2 separate regions of the Homo sapiens genome follow, and region 2 is linked to region 1. A link is a loop called in an ENCODE intact Hi-C map of the cell type or tissue named here. Cell type or tissue: A673. All regions are shown on one strand. Each heading gives the region's core, and the rest is flanking DNA. Links, peaks and the distances in the headings are about the cores only. Region 1 overlaps LOC105370324 (a long non-coding RNA gene). Region 2 overlaps RAP2A (RAP2A, member of RAS oncogene family).

What was found. Peaks named below come from ENCODE experiments on the same cell type or tissue, not always from the same donor. Only the 100,000 strongest peaks of a DNase experiment are listed, where the experiment ranks them.
Region 2: a loop joins it to region 1, with 6 times the contacts of the local background. A loop is called at or near these places in 10 of 110 quality-filtered maps.

What each region holds. Positions count from the first base shown.
Region 1 is chr13:97,658,015-97,660,939 of GRCh38, forward strand. The region is part of intron 3 of LOC105370324 (a long non-coding RNA gene); the gene reads right to left. Among named protein-coding and RNA genes, the nearest start is that of RAP2A, 230 kb to the left of the region's middle. In A673, for the core only: CTCF peaks have their summits at 1,797 (motif pointing left) and 1,997; a DNase peak (open chromatin) is centred at 657; H3K27me3 peaks cover 845 bases.
Region 2 is chr13:97,437,811-97,440,735 of GRCh38, forward strand. The region is part of intron 1 of RAP2A (RAP2A, member of RAS oncogene family); the gene reads left to right. Among named protein-coding and RNA genes, the nearest start is that of RAP2A, 5.1 kb to the left of the region's middle. RefSeq lists a silencer at 387-580. In A673, for the core only: no CTCF peak of the experiment used is centred there; DNase peaks (open chromatin) are centred at 1,261 and 1,601; H3K4me3 peaks cover 1,919 bases; H3K27ac peaks cover 2,461 bases.

The DNA of each region.
Region 1 (2,925 bases), core at 255-2,754:
CATAATAGAGAGTGATCGGGGTAGACACGGAAGAAGGATGACTTGAGGCTGGTGATTAATGCGGGCCTCTCAGAGACAGAAATATTGGAGCTATTGGAGACATTAATAATAAGGTGAACCAGTCATGAGAAGGTCTTGGAGAAGAATATTCCAGAAGTAGCCACCATAGATGCCCTAAGGCAGGGAAGAGGATGGTGTGTCCACAAAGAGAAAGGCCAAGAAGCCAAGATGTGAATGGTGGGAGCTGAGGTTGGACAGGTGGGCAGGCCCAGGTCCTAGAGGGCCGTGGGGGTCATGGATGGAGTCTGGTTACTGTCATCTCTGCTCTCAGTGCCCTTCCTCCACCCCAGGACCCCCACACATGCCTCCCCTCTGAAAGTGTCTGCCTGGGCACATTCTTGACAGAGCTCCTGGGTGGCTTTCTCAGTGGGAAAGTGAGTGGTAACTGATCCAAGGCTTTAATTTATGGCCTGCAGAAATATTTGCATTAGTATGAGTGAATCTTTAAAGACTGAGAGTCTATCGGGGTCATCTCTAAAAGTGGAATTTCAGATGCCTGGCATCATGGAGGAGGGACTTCAGGGCAGATGCCCTCCTGGGACCCTTTCTGTCACACCAGCAGATGGGACAAAGTCCTTCTGGCCCAAGTTTAACTCCAGGATATAGGCACTCAGCTCTGTCAGCAAAGAAATGAAAAGTGGCTTCCAGCAGCTTATTTAAAGAGCTCCTGATGCTTCCTAAGGAGCTTTATTTGGCACTCACCAATAGGTATTTCCTGAAAAAGAAAAAGAGGAAATTGACCCAATATCTTGTGATGAGGAAAGTCATTAGATAATTATGTCAATTTCTTGCTTCTATATGAAGCTCAAAAACAGAGTAAAACTCATTTAGTCAAACTAGCCAAATTACTTAGATCTCCAAATAGAGTAAAACTAATTTAGTCAATCTATTAATTTAAAGAAACTGGACTACTATAAGTGTAAAGTCCATAATATGATTTAAATGTCTGAAGAAAGGCTGCCTTCTTCTTTCTAGTAAATGGAGTGACTCAAGATTACCGCTAACTCAAAATTTCCAGAGTTTCTTCAGAACTTGATTCTACGAATGGAATGTACTTTGATACCACTTCATCTAGACAATGGTATAATTCATGCAATGTATGATTGAATATATGATTTTTGGCTCCCTTTAAGTCAACAGGATTCCCATAATCTCATCTTTAGGGGTTGTTTTCTTGGCAAACAAGTTTTTTTTATAGATAATTCAGAGGTAAATTTGTCAGCCATTATTATCACAAATATCATATTGTTGGTGTCTTCACTGACAGGGTTATATTAAAGTCCTGCAATCATTTCATCACAACTGATGATATCTTGGGAGATTGAGAATTCCTGGAGGAAGGCATAGCTATTTGAATTCTCTGAGTTAGCTATACAAGAAGGCAGCCATTCAGGTGAGCAGTGGCAGCCCATTTCAGGGACCTGGCGCAGGTGGGTGAGACCTGAGAGAGTGCTAAGCAGGCACGACATCCACGGACAAGGGGGAGTTGATGGTAAAACACAGCAGCTATGGATCTGAGTCCCCATAAGATTCTTCCCAAAGTTCAACAAAGACAAGCTAATAAGAGTTTCTCGAAATGCCTCAATCACAACATTTATGTCTTCAGGTTTGGATAATGCATTGCTTTTAGGGCCAGAAAGCTCTGAAAAGGTTGGTGATGGGTATTTCCACGGCACGTGGATTTGTGAAACCCACTTGAGCCCAGGCACACAGTGTGTGCAAAGCCAGACTGCCACCTACTGACATGCAGCAGGGGTGGTCCGGCATCCTTTTGTTGTTGGGTATAATACAGGTTCTGTCTATTACCAGTGGTCTACTGACCCCTCTGTGCTACTTGTTAAAACACAATAGAAAAGGAGTAATCATTGCCTTGAGACTTGAATTACATTTTTTTAATGGTTGAGAAAAAAAACACTCATCCTAAACATATCAAATGTCTGCTAGTGGATCCAAAATAGAAGAGCAACTATATCATGATGAGATTGAGTGGGACAAATATGATTTTATTTCAAACAACTCCCATATTTCTTCAATATGAGAGGTGAGAGACAACAGACTTGTTTCACTTAATGGAAAACTTCTTGAAGGCAGGAATTATTCTTACTTCTGTTTTCCCCCTGAACTTGACATCTTTCCCAGTGAATACTAAAGACTTAAAAATGTTTTGTTAATTCAGTGTTTACAATTTTAATAATTATAATTATTAAAATGAAAAACCAAATCAGATGCTCACGAAAATGCATCAAGAGAACCCTGGGCTTAAATCCTGTCTCTAATAGCTGTGTACCTTGGGCACCTTACTTAACCTCTCTGATTCTGTTTATTATTTTTAAAATGTAGGTGATGCAAACTATCTCATTGGGTTGATCTATGAGGATTAAATGACATCACGTAGATGGCATGCTTAGCATAGTGTTTGGCACACAGTAATCTTTCAGTGAACAGGAGATCATTTTTAAAGTAAAGCAGGCCTGAGGTCCTGCCTGCTACCCGTTGTGACCTGGCTTGGAATCCTCCAGCCTCCGCTTTCCTTAGCAGTTTAAAAAGACTCTGCAACTGGCCAGCACCTTGCCCGACCTAACATGTGAGCACAACCCAGAGAGCCGGTGCAAGGCAGGCTGGGGAAGCAAGAGATTAATTGAACATTTTTCTTATTGTTATTTTTAGTTACAAAACTGCAGGCAAACAGTTTCTCTTCCTGTCGGATAGTGCATCTCTGGCTGGAAGGCAGGAACGCAGGTGGGAGGAGGCCTGACCATTAATCATAAGGAAGCAGGGAAGGAAATTGAGACAGGAAATGTCAGCATCAAAATGTCCTTACTCTGGGTCAGTCTTAAGGTGCATCCCCAGACCAGCATGTTAAAA
Region 2 (2,925 bases), core at 131-2,630, 220 kb before region 1:
ACTAATGCATAGCCAAACAACGAATGGAGCTTTTCATTTTTCATTTTCATTTCAAATAATAGCAGTCATTTTCAAGGATTGCTATTACTTGAAATGTTTCACTTTTAAGAAATGTGAAACTGACCCATACTCCCTTAAGTGTCTGTAAGTGTACATACCTCCGTATACATACATGACCTCTTGTCAAAGCCAAGTGGACCAACTGAAAATGGCTATATTTGTAAATTCATATGCTTTCTTTTCTTAACTTGATTTTGGGTGAGATGACACACACAAAGAAGAGTAACAGGGATATAGGAAATGTTTTTCAGTTGAAATAAAACTAGAATTTTTTTCTGATTTTGTAATTGCTTTTTTCATTGTTACCCATGCCAGGATCAGCCATGGTCCTGACATGAAGTTCTTGGAACATGATATACAAGGCCTCTTTGCTGTTAGGAAAAAGTCCAGAAATCTTCAACATGACCTTTCACAGTCCAGCTTGCTCTTATCCCTCCCTGCCTGTGCAGCCTCACCTCTTGCACCCATCCTTTTATTCTAGCACCCAGACCTTAAGTCCTTGAAAGTACCTTTCTCTGGGCTCTCCTTTGGCCTGTGGAAATCTACCTTTTTGCAGAGTTAATTCCTACTCCGTCTTTCACCCTCACCCCTGCTTAACCCATTTATACCGGAGGTTGCAAATGTTTTTTGTGAAATATCAGACCTTAGCAATGACCTTGAACAGTAGGATATAAATAACTCCCACAAGCTTAGTGTTCCAATAATGGAACACTAGGCATAGATGAGTTAAAAGATTTTTCCCCACTGAGGGAAGATGTCCTCTCAAACCAAAGTAACCCCTTTCCTGTCTTCCCTTACTAAACTTTATGCCTCACCTCTTTGCTCAATCACACATACCCTGTCCTTTCCCTTTTCTTTGAAGCACTCATCCAAATTTAATTATTTGTGTGATAATTTATGGGTAGCCAGCCTTTCTCACAAAACTCCAAGCCCACGTAGGTGACACAGCTCCTACTAGCACATAGGAAACAAGAAAAAATGTTGAAAAAATGAATGTTCAGAAAGAAAAGTATTTGTATTGTTGTTTGGCCTCAGTTTCCCTAAACATTTTGATTTCATAGATGGAGGAGATGATCTTTTAAAGTTCATTTTGCAGATGGAGATGATCTTCCTTCAGCTCGAACTTTCTGTGAGAACACTTCCAGTTGGGGCAGTGTTTAATACGAACCTCAAAGAATCAGAAACATGATGTATTCCAGATGGAGGAAATGGCACAGGAAATGCATAGAATATGTTTTTTGGATGTTAAATAGAGCAGACTGGCCAAATGGGGAATGTATATAGAAGTGTGAGGGGAGGTAAGGTGAAAATTTTTAAAGCTAAATTACTGAAGGTTAAAGACTTAGGAGTTGATCATGTAGTCAAGGACCATAATCACAATTGTCATAGGTATAGCAATATGTAGTGATATGGTAGATGTCTTAGTGGTAATAGACTACTCTGTTTCATAACAGGAAGAATAGTCATAAATGTTGTGATAATCCAGTTTTTACGTGAAGTGTGAAAATCCTGAATTAGCATGGTGTCTGTAGTAACAGGAGAGAAAGGATGCAAGGAATGTTGTAAAGAATGAAGTAATCAAACTCAGTGGTAGAGGAAGAGGAAAAGGTCAGAAGTAACCTTGACATTTTGAAATGAACAAATAGGATTATGGAGGAATAGCTGGGGGAGATTATTTTCAGTTTTGGAGATGGTAATTATCCAGATAGCCAGCCTAATAAGTAATTAGAACATTTGAATAAAGCCTGAAAGGTCAGGTTATGTATGAATATGAAGACTCAGGATCATCTGCGTAGTTCAGATTGGGAGAGTAGATGAAACCTACTGGGTAGAGTATAGAGACAGAAATGAATGGATATGGCTAACAATAGAAATGAGGAATGAATGAATATAGCCAAGGATAGAACTCGAGAGTTGTAAGATACACAGTGGAGACTTCCTATATTGCAGTAGGCGAGAAGGCGTGGGGTGTTTTAAGATTGGGAAAAAGATAGTTGACTAGCACTACCCAAGGTGAGTAAGTTGTTTTTTTTTAAGATTATTATTAATTTTCTATATCACTTAAGTGGTCACTTTCAAGTGAGCTGGCTGATTGTTTACACTTTCCCCCTTACCATAAGTAGCTATTAAAGCCTACTCTAAAACAGAAGCATATTACCAATTGTTACACATAGATCTTTGGCCCATGACAGTTTGGTGCTGGAGAGCCGAAACGAGAGTATACATCAAAAGATGTCTGTCCCAAGTAAGTGAAACTTCTGGAGCTCTGCTACCGTTTTTCCCTCTAAAAATACCTGCTTCCCCAGTACCAAAACTTAATTCAAAGCTGGACCTCCCAGGTACAGAGCCTAATAGCTGTGGGTCACTTTTTTTTTGTTTTGTTTTGGTACTGGTGAATTAGTAGGAAAAATTTTTAATAATAAATATATATAACATGAAGAATTGATGACTAAATCCTGAAAGTCAGACATAAATCCAAACAAAGAATTTGGGTATGAAGATAAGGACTGATGGTGAAACCTCTATCCACTTAAATACAAAACTAAGATAAAAGAATTGTGAGAATTATGGCTGCCAAACAGAATATTAAAGTTAAAAAGACTGACAATATGAAACAAACAATATAACTAGTAAGTCAGGATGAGAGGAGGGAAATAGTTATGAGTGCTCACTTCATCTTTCATGAGAGGGATTTAAATGGTCAAAAAATTGAAATTTGTTTTGAAAATGACTCGAAGAGCTCAGTGTTTTTCATGATCTTTTTTTCTTTAAAAACCACTTTATTGAGGTATGATTGATGTACAAAAAGCCAGACATATTTAATGTGTACAACTCAGTGAGTTTAGAGATAAGCATACACTTGTG